Linked DNA regions of Homo sapiens: region 1 is linked to region 2. The links are chromatin loops, found by intact Hi-C in ENCODE. Cell type or tissue: mammary epithelial cell. All regions are shown on one strand.

Region 1 (8,000 bases), 350 kb before region 2:
CACCACTCTCCATGCCTCCCATCTGTGCTGACTCAGTGAATGCACATCACAGTCCTTCAGGGTGCTCCTACTGTACCTGTCGTAAACAAAAGGGGAAACGCAGCGGCGAGCCGCCCCCCAGAGCATGCAGCTGGTAAATGCCCGGTGATGGCTCAGGCCAGGCATCACTGCCACCATGCCTCATTACCCCCACCTCCACCAGCTTAGGTTAGTGGTTGAAGGGAGAAAGTTCTGCAAGAAGAGTAAAAGTGGGGGATTATGCAAAGACTAATAAAAGGTCCGGGGAACACAGAAATGCCAAGACTCCATGTTTACATTCCCTGGAGGGGCAGAGGAAGCCCTTCCCACCTGCAAAGCTCAGGCGTGGCAGGGCCTTCCTTGGCCATGAGAACAAGAAGTGAGTGGTCTCACCTTTGAGGGCAATGGAGACACGAACTGTCACCCAGTTTTACAAATAACAGAAGAGAAGCTCAGGAAAAGAGGAACAGAGGGTCAAATCTGCAGAGGACTCAGTGTGCCCAGCACCGTGCTCGGCCTTCCTGCACACTCAGGTCACTTAGTCCTCTACCAGCCCTGTGGGCTTGGTATCACCCCCTTCCCTCCAGCCATTCACAGACATGAAAAGGCTCAGAAGGGCAAGCCCCGACCCTGGGACCCCACGTGGTGTGGTGTTATCTGGACCCCTTGCTCTGGTGAGGCCTGGGCAGTGGGAGCACTGTCCCCCTCCCCAAGTATGGTCTCGCTGACTGCTGTGCCCCCTCACCTGGCACAGCACCCAGCGGCAGCTCATCCTGGTCAGCTTTACTGTACGGCAAACAATGCTCCCCCTGCCTTCCGTGACATGGAGCCCCTGAGGGGCAGCTGTGAAGGCTCTGCCCCATGAGTCTTATCTGGGACCACAGAGGAGGGACAGCTCCTGCAGTGGTGAAAAGGATGAGAAGGCTGGAGAAGCCCCCTCTGCTTCCTACAGCACCTGCTCAAACATGACACACTCACACCCCCTTCCCCCAGGCATGGCACACCACCCGCTAGGCTTGGACTCTGTTCCTCCGGTGGGCAAGATGGCATGGGCAGGCTCTCAGCACCAGGCAGGAACTTATAGGCCGCTCACAGGGAAGGGGGAGCAGGACAACCAGGGGCAATAACGCAGTCATCCTCAGCATGACTGTAATGTAATAAAGGACAAATGGATGGAGGAACTATATTCCTTGCTGGAAAGGGTGAATATCTTCTCTAGGCCCATCCACAACAGTTGGTAAGTGGGGAAAGAAACGATTTAACAGCAACGAAAATATCAGTGACCAAATGACATTTGTGTTGTGTGAACTAACAATTTGCTTGTAATTTGCAACCACTGGCTTTATTAATCAGTAAAAACTGTACAAAGTAAATACAAACCCAACTTCCACCGAGAATTGGCGATACTTGATGATCATGATCTGTCATTAACTACGGCCTGTTATCAGCAGCTGAGGCGAGGGCCATTTCTTCCTGGGTTCAGACGATACTTCCCAGACCTCAAGCACTGAGCCCAGGCCACATGATTAGCCCTCACCACTGGAAGGGGAGCGCCACTCCAGAGCTGAGGATGGGTGTGTCTTCACTGTCTTTTCTTCCAGCAGGTTGTATAAGTTCCCACAGCAGATTCCAAGGCAAAGAGATAAAAGCAGTTTTGGTCCCTGAATGACAGCCTGGAGCAGAAGCCTCTCATCCCTTATGAACCCACAATGGACTGCGACTTGAACAAGAAATAGAGCTTTTCGGTCGAGCGTGGTGGCTCACTCCTGTAATCCCAATACTTTGGGAGGCCAAGGCGGGCGGATCATGAGGTCGGGAGATTGAGACCAGCCTGGCTAACATGGTGAAACCCCATCTCTACTAAAAATACAAAAAATTAGCCAGGTGTGGTGGCGGGCACCTGTAATCCCAGCTACTTGGGAGGCTGAGGCAGAAGAATGGCGTGAACCCAGGAGGCAGAGCTTGCAATGAGCCGAGATGACGCCACTGCACTCCAGCATGGGCAACAGAGTGAGACTCCGTCTCTAAATAAATAAATAAATAAATAAATAAATAAATAAAACAAAAAAGTCATATATCCAAAGATGCTGGAGAAGTTATTGGACACACACTGCCAGAGGGATCTGGTTGGGAAAAATAGTGTCCGTTTTCTCACAGCCATCCCAAGAGTGTGACTGCACGGGCCACTGCTGTTTGTGGAAATCAAATTCTCATATGCACACGGCACAGGGAACAACAAGGCGTTTTAACATCAGATGTGGAGACCTACTACCTGCACGCTCCTGAGTAAATTATTTAACTTCTGAGCCTCGGTCCCTCCAGTGGAACTTGGATAATACCTCCCTTACAGAGTCACTAAGAATTCAGTGAGTTGTCTCTAATGTGACAATATACTAGCATTTGGTAGGTCCTCAATAAATGGCATTCTTATGATCCAGGACAGCAGAAAAAGCTGAGAGTATGTTACTACAAAGTAATTTTTTAAAGACAACAGAAGTCACAATGAAACATGCTTTAAGGTTAATGCTTTAATGTATTGACATTTTCACTTACAAATGTACAATTTGCGTATGTAGGAAAAAATCAGTTCTCTAGACACAACAGAATACTACTAGAGACGGGAAAGCAATCACAAAAAGATCAACTCTGGGGAGAAAGTGGAACTGCATTCCATGCCTTGTATCTACATACACTAGGGAAGGAAAAAGAAATATTACACAGGATCAAAACTTGTGGAAAATACACTTGGGTCATTTTGTCTCAACTGCAGGACCTTCTTATGATCCAGATGGCTACCTTAAGTCCTGGATAGCCTAAAATGGGCAAAGTCTGGCCTTGTTCACAAATGATGATCCAAAACATTAACCACAGTTCTCCTTCTCTTTAGTATCCAAGACCCTGAAGTTGACTCAAGGAATGAAAAGAACAATCAGATCAGCATGTATATAATATCATTGGCCAACTTCTTCAAGGTATGGATTATTTAAAAGTACACATGGAAGTAAAATGCTTACTCAAACCTGAATAAGAAGTTTCTTGTAACTCAAGCACTTCTTGACTCACACTAAGTGTAGCACTGTAAACAAAAGACATCGTTGAGAAACTGAGGCTATCAAAACATTGGCATCTATGGGAGTTGTGGCCAAGGAAATAAAATACCTGAGCAACCTTATACCCAGTATGCATTTCATACCAGGATCAAGTCACTAATGACAGCCAAGTTCCAGGCTTATCTATGGCTGCCTAATGAGACTGGCCCCACTAGGATGGGGACTGGGGAGGGGACACACATGAGTGCCCAAGCTTCAGTCTACACCTCCCCCCTTCAGCCAGAAGCAGCCAGGGGAGCACAGGGACATCTGCTTCAAGAGCATTTTGGCAGCAAAAATCAATACTCTGTGGTTCCTGGAATTCCCACCCAGTAATTCCAAGTTCAAAATTACCACCAGTGCAACATGAAAAACTGTTAATAGTTTTTAAGTAAAGTGTACATACAGCTTTAATAACGATTATAATCTGAAGAAAGCCATTCTTCTTATACAGGATGGAAAATCCTCAAAGCAACATTTTAAACCATGGACACTAGAGTTGTCATACATCTATTCAGAGATGAGAGATAAACAGACATCCTTCCATGTGGAAACAGACACTCCCATGTCAACAAGTCCCCTAGGATCAGAGAGAAAAGCAGACCCGTGGTCATCACTAGGTGTCTCTGGTGTCTCGCTAAAGATGGAGTCCTATGTAGGTTGGCCTAAGTTGGCCTCAGAGGGAGGTGGCTGAGCAGCAAAGCAAGACAGCATGTGTGTAACCAGCCAGGCAAAATAACAAGTCTGTGCTACCTGGAGTGTATTTTCAGGAAAACAGGACCATATGGAGTGTGGGGCAGGGACATTCGCTGTGCTAAACTGCCACTGTAAAAGCACACTGTTGAAAGCATGCAGGACAGAAAACTGCAATAATTCAGAGCTTGAAAACAAGAAATAACAGAAATATGAATATTTCAAATACACACTTCATATACTGAAAATAAGAGCATTTGAAGAAAGGCTGGAATGGGTTTTCCAAAGACTCACACATTTTGGGGTTCCAAATTCAATGTTCTAAGCTTCTCTATCACAAAGAGATCAAGAACAAAAGCAAAGCTGGGGGTCCTGGCCAGGCTGAGTGGTACCTTGAGCCGGTCCCTGTGTCCTGAGGGTCCCTGGGCCCCATATCCCATCCATAACCCAAGTCTGCTCAGCTACAGTCTGCCCTGGTGCTCAGTGAACAGCCACAGAGTCCCACTTCTGCACAGGATGGGCCTTCAGAGTGATGAGAGAGCATCTCCCGCACAGTGCAAACCCCCAAAGGCCAGAAATGGGAACGCTCTAACTAAGGCTCTCCTTCCACTCCCTCACTGTTCCTTTAATATTACTCTCTCAGCAAGTAGAAAAATAGGCTATAAGGAGGCTTAGGCAGACACACACTCAAACAGCCTCTTGGAATAAAGCAAATCTGCCTCCACATACTTGTTTGTATATTGTTCTGGCTTCTCCAGGATTTTTTTTTTTTTTTTGAGACAGAGTCTCACTCTGTCACCCAGGCTGAAGTGCAGTGGCACTATCTTGGCTCACTGCAAGCTCCGCCTCCTGGGTTCACACTATTCTCCTGCCTCAGCCTCCCGAGTAGCTGGGACCACAGGCGCCTGCCACCACGCCCAGCTAATTTTTTGTATTTTTAGTAGAGATGGGGTTTCACCGTGTTAGCCAGGATGGTCTCGATCTCCTGACCTCGTGATCCGCCCGCCTCGGTCTCTCAAAGTGCTGGGATTACAGGCGTGAGCCACCGCGCCCAGCCAGCTTCTCCAAGTTTTAAAGGATTAAAGCCCTCAAACTCTCAGGCTTAAATCAATTCCTAATGTGGGATATGTTCTCCAAGTATGCCTACCAAAGCCATACAAGAATAAAGTGAGCAGCAGCAGCAGCTAGGGTCAGGCAGATTTCTGAAGCATGATTGTTCAAAGGCGGGCTGTGCCCCATCATCCTGAGCCATCGGCCTTGCCAGGGGCCTGTGGAGCCCCAGAGGGCAGGACGGGGGCTCTCACACCATAGCCTCGGGAAGTACCTGGGAGCTTACCAACCCACAACTCCTAAAGTAACATGCAACCAGTTCTGGTCTGTGGTTTGAAAAAGTTAAACGCAAAGAAGCTGTAGCTTTTCTTGCCACAATCACTCAATAGGCATACAACACTATATTACTGGCATAACATGAAAATAAATTAACCCTTAAGCACTACACCTAACTCTAAAAAGAAAATGCCTTTCAAAACAGGTATGCTCAAATAAGGTATTCTGAGAGTTGCACAAGAACAGTCTTGGAATGAGCCAGTGCCCCCGGAGAGTCAACATTTGAACAAAATAGCACAGTTCAAACCCTTCTCTGTGGTACTTATGTGGATTAGTACAATTATGACATCACTACTTTCAAAGGAATGATTAAAACTATTATTAAAAACTTTTGTCACAAACAGAAATGCCCTGCAAATCATATTATTGCACACAGGGTTATCAGAAGCTATGCACATCAAGACCTTGAGGCCCCTAGAAGACCCAAAATAGAGACCCTAAGGCCATGCCCGTGGCTGCTCCTGCCAGCATGCCCAGTGCCAGGTCGCTGTCGTTGTCTCGATAGCGCTCTCGAATGATGACTTGGTTAGCAGGCTGCTGTCCATAAAGTCCTAAAAGAGAAGGAAAATAGCAGATTTCTGAGCAGCGGTTTGTGAAGTTTAACATCACGCAAAGTACCAGTTCTCCTTTCACAAAAGGGATCTGCTGTCTCCTGTCACACTGGCGACCCAGCCCTCCTCCACAACAGGCACATCATGTGGCCGACATCCCTGAAACCGCACACTGGGAGGAAACCAAGATCCTCAGCTCACTAAGGGCCAAAGTCCCTAATCTGCAAAAAGCAGAACCCTAATGAAGCTTTCAGATTCTAGCCTCTGATTTCTACTTCAGCCCTCGACACCATGCTTATTGGGTGGCAGACAAATGGGGAACATGGGAGACACACAGTGCCCAACAAAAGCCCAAAAAGGAAATGCTCACTTAAAGCAAATGAGCTTCTTAGTATGCACGCAAACCAATTTTTAAATTAAGCCTTAAATCTGCACATATAACTTTTTTTTTTTTTTGAGAAGGAGTCTTGCTCTGTCCCCAGGCTGGAGTGCAGTGGCATGATCTCAGCTCACTGCAACTTCCACCGCCCAGGTTCAAGCTATTCTCCCACCTCAGTTTCCTGAGTAACTGGGACTATAGGCGCCCACCACCACGCCTGGCTAATTTTTTGTATTTTTAGTAGAGACGGGGTTTCACCGTGTTAGCCAGGATGGTCTCGATCTCCTGACCTCGTAATCCACCCGCGTCGGCCTCCCAAAGTGCTGAGATTACAGGCATGAGCCACCACGCCCGGCCCGGCCTACTCTTTTTTACTGCATGTCTTTATAGAGAAAAAATAAATATTTATGTTAGAGGTGAAAACTTCAAAAAAACAAACCACAGACAAATTTAGTATTTAATTTGCAAGATTAAAATTTACAACTGGAAATATACTGTTTGCTCTCTTCCATGCTTCACAGCTATAATGCCTAGTAGCTAAGTAGCTTTCAAACTGCTCAGGTATTAATAGCGTTAACTTTCCTCCTTGATCCTCTATTCCTTTAATGGTTCAAAGGCTGGCTGGCCAGGCTTGATGGCTCACACCTGTAATGCCAGCACTTTGGGAGGCTGAGGCAGGTGGATCACTTGAGGCCGGAAGTTTTAGACCAGCCTGGCCAACACAGTGAAACCCTGTCTCTTAAAAAATTACCAAAAAAAAATTAGCCAGGGGTAGTGGCGCATGCCTGTAATCCCATACTGAGGCATGAAAATTGCTTGAACCTGGGAGGCGGGGGCTGCAGTGAGTTGAGATCCTGTCACTGCAATCCAGTCTGGGCAACAGAGTGCAACTCTGTCTCAAACACACAAAAAAAGAAAAGAAAAAAAACTAGTCACTAGTGATGTGCACATGTGGATGAAGAGCAGAAGTGAAACCCGCAGTGGTAACAAAGGTGAACATTTCCAGCCACTTACAGCACTACATACATTGGAATGCTCTTACTCAACTGAGTGCACTTTTATCCCTATTTTGCAGATGGGCAAACTGAGGCACACAGCAGTTAAGGACAGTAAGGGCACACAAACCCAGGCACTCTGGCTACAGTATGCATTTATACCCACTAATGCCTCAAATACAACAGAGGATGATGAATGACAAAACTCAAAAGGCACAGAGTAGTACAATGAAACCATCGTAAATCTAAGGGCTGATCTGGTACAGGTAACAGTACTGGAAGCAAGTGATTATTTTTGCAATGTTTAAATTTCAAAACTAGGGAATTACGGCATTTACTTTCACAGCCCTGACATTTTAAAATGCTCAGTAATGTTAACTCCAACTAGCCAAATGTAACACAATAGAACTTGTGAGCTGACCTAATGAAAAGGTCCCATGGAAAATCTACATTCTGATGCCCCTGCAAGTCATGCTGAGGTCCCCTGGCTGCAGGACCAGGCCACTCTCTTGTGGCTCCTGCTGAGCTCTGCTCCTGCATTGAGCTCAGTCCTTGCCAGAGTCAGCTGTGGATGCTTCCAGGTCACACTTATTATAATTGCCTAATTTAACTAATATTACATAAATGGTCAAAATGTGAATGAGAAAAAGGCAGACACAGTTTCTATGGCAACTAAGATACTACAGGAAAAACTAAATAAAGGAAGGTTACTTTTACAAATTACCATCAAATCAGGGAATTAAGAAAACTATAAAAGATGGGAGGATGGGAGGACTATAGTCCCCAAATCTAGAAGTCTGCTCTTGGACTTACCCCTGGAAACTGCAGTGCAATGACGTGTCATGAGGATGGTCTCTACAAGACAGAAATAGAAGACTCCAACCAAAGG
Region 2 (8,000 bases):
ATATTTCATATCTCCAGATAGTTTTAAAAAAGAGAAAAAGGATATTTTCAACATTTTCTGGACCCCCAGAAATTTCACTGAGGTAGAAGATCCCTGAATTTCAGTTAGAGTTCTCTCTCAGCCTCTGACACACAAATATCTCACCAGTAAGTTAAGAGTAGTTGCTATTTCTCACTTATGGTCCAGTCAGCACTAGGTCATCAGTGTCATGATAGACCAGTGTGCTATCTTGCAGGAGGGAAAAGAAATTGAGATCCCTGCAATCTAATTTATAACATAGGGTTGTAGAGTTGACATACTTCTGAGGTAGGACAGTGGAGGGGTAGTGCTGGCCTTGCCAGCTGAAAGCAAACTGCTTCTGGTGAACCTTACAGAAAGACATGGAGAAAAAGGCATTTGTCAGATCAATAGCTGCTTACTGTGTTAATTTGCTGAAGCAGTGAAACCACAGCTGGTACAACAATTGCAATAGGAGTCACCACTTGGTTAAGCTTACAAGAAGCCACTGTCATTGTCTGAGATCTATCTCTCTTTAGCACAGGCCAGATAGGAGGGTTGAATGGGGATGTGGTGGGAATCACCACTCCTGTATCTTTTAAGTCCTTGATGCTGGTGCTAATCTCCGAATCTCTGCAGTCTCTCTAGAATGCAGCAATGCTTTTGGTTTTCTTAGGCAAAGGCAGCTTCAGTGGCTTTCATTTGGATTTGCCTATCAGAAGAGTCCTCAGGGAACCAACATGGTACTCTGCTAGCTACTAAGTACAGCCACGTATCACATAACATTTCGCTCAATGGTGGATAGCATATATGATGGTGGTCCCATAAGATTATAATACCATACTTTTGCTCTACCTTTTCTTTTTTCTTTCCTTTTTTTTTGAGATGGGGTCTCACTCTGTCGCCCAGGCTGGAGTGCAGTGGCGCAATCTTGGCTCACTGCAAACTCTACCTCCTGGGTTCAAGTGATTCCCCTGCTTCAGTCTTCTGAGTAGCTGGGACTACGGGCACCCACCACCCACCACGCCCAGATAATTTTTGTATTTTTAGTAGAGATAGGATTTCACCATATTGGCCAGACTGGTCTCGAACTCCTGATCTCAGGTGATCCACCTGCCTCGGCCTCTCAAAGTGCTGGGATTACAGGCACGAGCCACCGCGCCCGGCCTGCTGTACCTTTTCTATGTTTAGATACACAAATACCATTGTGCTACAGTTGCCTACAGTATTTAGTACAGTAACCTGCTATATAGGTTTATAGCCTAGGAGCAATAGGCTATCCTATATAGCCTAGTATGGAGGAGGCTATACCATCTAGATTTGTGTAAGTATGCTCTATGATGCTTGTACAAAGACTAAATTACCTAATGATGCACTTCTCAGACTGTATCCCCACCGTTCGGTGAGTGACACATGACAGTATGTTCCAATTATGCATTCTGGAACTTAGGAAATAACCGCATAGACTGAGCCTGGGGACCCAATGGGCCCACTGTGAGATGGACCTGAGCTAAAACTCCCTTGACCACCTGACCTCCGTAAGCCCCTGGAGGGCCACAGGGATGCTTCTGGTCTTCTGGAATGAATGTCAGTTCAGAGCCAGTGTCCCAGAGTGCCTGAGAGGTCTGATTATTTTCTTTTTCCTAGTACACAATGACCCTGGTAAAAGGTCAAAGGTCTCTCTAGGGAAGGCTGAGAGAAAGATTAACAGTAGAGGTTTTTGATAGCATACAGGATCCTTTCTGGAGGGGACTGTGCTTCCCCTGCATGGACCATGATGTTCTATTTTCATGATTCAAGTAAGATTTTTGTTAACTCGACCTGGAAGTTTTCTGCTTATACAGATTAAGAATTTAATAGGTATGAAAGTTGATCATAAATGTGTGATTCTTGTCACACCCAATTAAATCTGAGTTGAGGGCCAAGGAGGGAAAAACACTCAGGATTTATAACATCGCTTCAGAAATGCAATTTTCTGCAAGTCCAGCAGCCAAAACTGTCTATTGTAACCTGAGACCAGTTTTGTCTATAGCTTGTGGAATATCTTGCCGCCAATGTAGGGCTCATTGTGTCCACTGCTATCGTTCACCAATCAGCTTGCTAGTCCCAAAGCTTTACTAATACAAATAAACTTTCTCTCAAGACCACGAGCAACATTCCTCTATTCTATAAAATCCCCAACCTGCTCTTTGTTCTTTGGACATACTGAAAAACACCTGGTCTGTGTGTATGACCCAAATTGCAATTCTTATATCCCAAATAAAATGTTATATTTAGAGATTTGTCTCTACCTTTTAATGTTGACTTCAGTACAAGCTTCCTATCTATTTCACTTCTAGGAACGCCATAATCAACTATCCAACATCACATATTCACACAAGTCAGACTATTCTGATTGTTACTTTGTCTCTTCTGTCCATTATGGTAGTCACACCCACCTTGTCTTAGGTGGTTGAGTTCCCCTCTTGGCTCCTCCCACCCTGAGATCAGTTGCTGTCATTGCATTTAATTTTCCAATTGAGTGACTGTGGTTCCCACTGTAAGGTCTGCCCAGAGAGAAAAGCAATGAAACAGCTCTTGAAGGATGCTGGGGCTCCCCTCACAAACCCATTTCTTACAATATTGGTGAAAGGTGTGTCTGGACTAGTGTGGGTAAGTATGTCTAAAATGGCAAATCTACTCTAATTCCAATCTCTTCAATTCCCTTCCTCTACATTAAAACAAGGGATATCTGGCACCTCCAACTTGCTCATTGTAGGCCGCCTTTTAATCTGTTTCCCCTAACCAACTAAACTATTAGGTCTTTTTTACACGCCCAGGGCTGCAGCATTCAGTGCAGAATCTCTGCTTAGTGGGCCCACATCAATACATTTGGCCTGATCCGACTTTATGGTCTTTCCACCATTATCCTGCATGTTTAATGGATCCTTAAGATCCATTTCCACACATTTACTGGATTTCTGCCTGTATGAATTAGAAAACTCAAGTAGTTCTTTTGGATTGTGGCACACCTCCTCCTGGGTCCTGCTATGTCCTCACCTTTGGGGGCCTGCTGGGCCTTGAGTCTAGTTATAGGTCTAGTAAAGACAGGTGGGTCCTAAGGAAACTCAGCATTGTCTTGCATGACAACTGCCTCAGGGGAGGTCTTTATCATTTCCTCCAGCAATGCAGGGTTAATCTCCTCAGGCCAAGGCCAACACCACGAAGGGTGTGAAGGCTGCTTCCCCTGGGGATGGGGAGGCTAGTTTTGCTGTGGATGGGAAGACAACTCCCGTGGGCAAAGAGAATTCATCAGAATTTAGGAGCTCAATGTCTCCCAGTTTCATCAGGATATTCCCATACACCCCCATCCCAATTTACAGGTTGTCATCCTCTCCCAATCAATACCCTCACTTTAATAGTAGACATCCTGGGAGGCTGGGAGTTCAGCTTTTGCTGTAATTCAGCCAGTCACATGGTGAGGACTTGTGTTTGATTTTCAGCAGTTTCAACCCTGTGGCTACAGAGGGTCATCCCTCATGGTGGCCCTGACAGGGCGTGGGGGAGAGAGGCTAGGGCATCTGTGGTCTTCTTTTGGGAGATATGGGGCTCACCCTCTGCACTTTGCCTAAGCTGCATCCCACACTTTCTGGGCAACCTCCTATGTCTCAACTCCTGGCCCTGCTGTGCCCCCAGAAGGCTCCTCTTGACAGGCCACCCTCTTAGGCAGGGTCCTTTTGGGATGACTCACACCTGATACCTTGAGGACCAGCATCACTTGCAACCTTGTCTGTCCACACGGTGCACCTGAAGCGTCTCCACTGCCAGCCCTCTTCCCAGCTTTTCCAGCAACGGATGTCCATAGCCTGCCCTCCTACCCAGGAGTGGTGTCCATCTCTGTCTCAGGGATGCTACTGGTCTGTTTGCTCACAGCAGGGATGGGCCTGCGAGTGCCGGCGCTGAGCAGGCAGCCTGCAGCCCTGAGCCGGCTCCCACTTCAGGGCCATAGAGGGCGGGGAAGGGGGCAGGGCCTGGCAGAGGCTGGAGATGCTTGGATGGGGGCCAACAGCAGGGGGATGGGGGAAGGCAGCGCCTAGCAGCTATCCTTGAAATGAGTGTTTTCGCAGCCAAAGCTCAGGTGTAGGCCCACTCCCCCATGCCACGGCCTTTTGAACATGTGGAACCAGGACTCGGAACGTCCTGTTTTAAAGTGGGAGGTGGGCTGTCACTGGCAGGCGAGAGCTGCCGCCGCGCCTCTGCGAGGCTCCCCATTCCTGCGACCCTATCACATGTGGAAGGTGGGTGGGAGGGTGGTGGCGCGGTTGATCTGATCTCTGTCCCAAATAAGGCTCTTGAGGAGGACGCAGGGCACTTCCAGGGCGAGGGTGCCGCTGGGCTCTGACAAGCCCTTTGGGGACTCGTGGAGTCGTGGGAATGCCAGCTGACTCAGCGAGGGCGGCCTTGGCCACAGCAAGGTACCCTTCCCTACTTTCTGTCTTTCGTGGTGAGGCGATTTTAAAAACGCAGTCTGAGCAGCCCTTGCCATTGTCCTGCTGTGTACCCAGCACTTAGTGTGTCAGCTGGTCCGTGTGGACGGCCCAGTCCCTCCAGTGGCATCCCTACCGGTGACCCCTCCTGCCTGCACCATCGTTCCAAGTCTCAGGGCCGGCGCACAGGCGGGGCGCGGGGCTCTTGGCGCCCCTGCGCTCGGAACGGCTGCTTCCGGGCTGGGTGGCTGCTGTCGCCCAACACGCGGCCTCCGCAGAACAGTGGGCTGAGGTCGGTCCAGGACGGCGGTCCCAGCCCTAGGACCGGCGTACAGTAGAGGGCCCGGCAAAGGCCTCGGCCCAGCGGGGAAGTCGCGCCCTCCTGCGGCGCTGACGGGGACAGCAGGGCTCTCGGGCCGTCCTCTGGCTGTGCCCCGCCCCGGGGGACGCTGGGCGGACTGCGGGGCGTGCCCGGGGGCGCTGCAGTGTGTGCGGACTCGCAGTGGGTGCTCACTGTCGGCCAGAGCCAAGGCGTTCGGCCGCCTCGGCCTGAGGAATGAAGGCGCCTTGTGTCGCTTTAGCAGGCAGCAGTGACCCGTGGCGCGTCCCCGGGGACCCGACTGCGGGGCCAGTGGTGCGAAGCCAGTCCTGTGCCCGGGCCTGGTCCTCCCAGCCTCTAGGAAAGCGGATCTCGCTCTCGGTGAGATGAAACGGCCCAGGAGAGAGGCCCCGTCCCTGGCAGGCGGGTGTCCGCGGCAGCGCGAGCCATTCGCGCGGTCAGCCGGGGCGTCTTCCGGATGCGAGGCCCGCGGAGCTCGTGGGAGGTGCTGGCGCCCTGTGTGGCCCGCCCTGCGCTCCCGGCTGCGGGTTCCGAGACTGAGCCGCCGGGAGCCTCCGGAGAGACAGCTCCGCGCGCCCCCTGCTGGCAGGAGGGAGTCGCTCTATGCTGGGCCGGAGAGCAGGGTCCTCCACGCGGCAGGGGGACTGCGCTAAGAAGTCAGGCCCCGCCCCGTGGCTGGGTTTCAGGGCCACAGGCAGCAAGAGACCCACTTCTATCCACCCTGCCCGGCTTATGTAGCACGAAGAGGGCTCTGAAGAAGCAGCCTCTTACTGACATTCTACACACCCTTATGAAAAGCCCCCAAAGAGGCCCCGCGCGGTGGCTCAAGCCCGTAATCCAAGCACTTTGGGAGGCTGAGGCAGGCAGATCACCTGAGGTCAGGAGTTCGAGACCAGCCTGGCCAACATGGTGAAACCCCGTCTCTACTAAAAATACGAAAATTTGCTGGGTGTGGTGGCGTGCGCCTGTAATCCCAGCTACTCCGGAGGCTGAGACAGGAGAATCGCGTGAACTCGGGAGGCGGAGGTTGCAGTGAGCCGAGATCGAGCCACTGCACTCCAGCCTGGGCGACAAGAGCAAAACTCTGTCTGGAAAAAGGAAAAAGAAAGAAAAAGCCCCCAGAGTCGGGTCTAGCCAGGGTCCCCAGCAGACAGTTAATCAATGAAAATGGGCCAAGTGCAGTGGCTCACGCCTGTAATCCCAGCACTTTGGGAGGCCGAGACGGGAGGGTCACGAGGTCAGGAAATCGAGACCATCCTGGCTAACATGGTGAAACCCCGTTTCTACTAAAAAATACAAAAAAATTAGCCGGGCGTGGTGGCGGGCGCCTGTAGTCCCAGCTACTCGGAAGGCTGAGGCAGGAGAATGGCGTGAACCCGGGAGGCGGAGCTTACAGTGAGCCAAGATAGTGCCATTGCACTCCAGCCTGGGTGACAGAGCGAGACTCCGTCTCAAAAAAAAAAAAAAAAAAAAAAAAAGAAAGAAAAAAAGAAAAGAAAGAAAGAAAACGCATGGCTCTCAGGGCCCTGGAGGCTGGAAGGGTCTATTTCCCATGCATGACTCCCTTGTAAGAGGATACAGGGCCCTGCAGAGCTCAGGAATGCAGAGTGGGAGGGGGACAGAGGCAAGCACACCTGCAGAGGTGACAGAGGAGAAGGCTGTGGAAGGCCGAGGGCTTTGAGTGGTCTGGCAGCCACAGTCAGCAGGAAGTGGCCTGGGGCTTTGCACCCTGCAGCCTGGCTCTCCCCACGCTCTGGGGTGGGACTGCAATGGTGTTGAGTCACTGCATACAGCCTCTGTCATATATTCTTCTGGTGCTTTTGTTAAGTGTGAGAACCACTGGCCTACACAATGGAGAGATGGGCCTGGGCCCTGGAGGGAAGGACTTGGAAGAAAGGGTAGACCAATTCAGAGACTGAGGGAATGGGAGCCAGCGGAGGTTCCAGCAGGACATGCTGCAGGAATCGATGGGCCATCTCTATGGGGAACTGCTCTTCTAGCAGTCCTCCTTCCTTTCATCTGGATGTGGGGCTTACACTGTTCCCACCCATGCCCATGAGCTGTCACACTTCTGGAGAGCAGGGACAGGTGGGACCGGCTGGCTGCATAGGATGGGGCCTGGGTTATCACAAATGGTCCCAGTATGTGAGGCTTTGCACAAATTTTGTAGCTGGTTCTGTGGACTCATCTTGTTCAGCTCATGTTTGTTGTGGGGTTATCAGCAGGTCCCAGTTTGCCTGGGATTTCCCAATTTTAGCCCTGTAAGTCCTTCATCTGGATAAACTTCTCAGTCCTGGGCAGCTGATTTGGTGACCCTAGCCCCCTGCTCAGAGAAGGAAGGAGGGCATGCTGTCATAGACACTTGGCCCCATGGCACACTTGCTCTGTCCCTTGGCCTGTAGGTTACTCCTGGGTGGCTCTGACCACACTGTCTTTCCCGAATCTCTCCTGCTGTCAGGAAACCCTGCCATTCACCTCCTGGTCAGTTTATAGCACCCAGAGGCCTCTTGGAGCTGTTGTCCTCACACTGAATCAATGACCCAACAGGAAGTGTAACCAGCCACAGTCAGATGAGCCAGCAGTCAGGCTGTTCTGAGATGGCCCCTGGCTGCTAAGCAGGCAAGGACAGGGAGTTGCTGGGTTGAGGATAGCCTGACCGTGGGGCTCCCAGTGCAGTGGGAGGCAGAGCTGCCAGACCACACAAGCCAGTGGTTCTCTTCCACACTGTGGGGTTTGAGCCCTCCTAAAATGAAAATGCCCTAGCAAGAAAAACTTAGAATATGTATTTTCAAAATTTCACTTATAATAGCAATGAAATACATAAGGTTTCTATGAATAAAAAGTAAAATGGATGCAGTCCTTCATAGAGAAAATGGCAAAACTGAAAAGAAAGCCATTAAAGAAAGTTTATATAAATGGAGCAATATATGTGAAAAAATGTCAATTATCTTCAAATTCATGCACTTTCCTGCAATTCTACTAAAATCTGAGCAGCTTTTAGGGGGAGACTTGTCAAACTGATTCTATAATTTATATGGAAGAGTGATGAGCTATGACCATTATAAAAATAAAGAACAAGATGGTAAGCATTGCCCAACAGATATTCAAGATGTCATAATTAAGGCAGAATGTACTGGCACAGGGAAAAAACTGACCAAGGAACCAAATCCCAGTAGCAGCCCCTCCCACATAGTGAG

The links. Hi-C counts contacts between places; a loop is a spot of excess contacts. Peaks named below come from ENCODE experiments on the same cell type or tissue, not always from the same donor. Only the 100,000 strongest peaks of a DNase experiment are listed, where the experiment ranks them.
Region 1: it touches region 2 in a loop (16-fold over the local background); 6 of 110 quality-filtered maps call a loop at or near these places.

The regions. Positions count from the first base shown.
Region 1 is chr2:131,144,374-131,152,373 of GRCh38, reverse strand. PLEKHB2 (pleckstrin homology domain containing B2) reads right to left here. Exons shown (of 8, transcript NM_001100623.2): 8 at 2,529-5,737. The coding sequence ends at 5,601. Among named protein-coding and RNA genes, the nearest start is that of PLEKHB2, 43 kb to the right of the region's middle. In mammary epithelial cell, no CTCF peak of the experiment used is centred here; no DNase peak of the experiment used is centred here.
Region 2 is chr2:130,794,999-130,802,998 of GRCh38, reverse strand. No RefSeq gene overlaps it. Among named protein-coding and RNA genes, the nearest start is that of ARHGEF4, 38 kb to the left of the region's middle. RefSeq lists silencers at 4,745-4,994, 5,305-5,454. In mammary epithelial cell, CTCF peaks have their summits at 4,838 and 5,400 (motif pointing left); DNase peaks (open chromatin) are centred at 4,868 and 5,238; H3K4me3 peaks cover 1,477 bases; H3K27ac peaks cover 596 bases.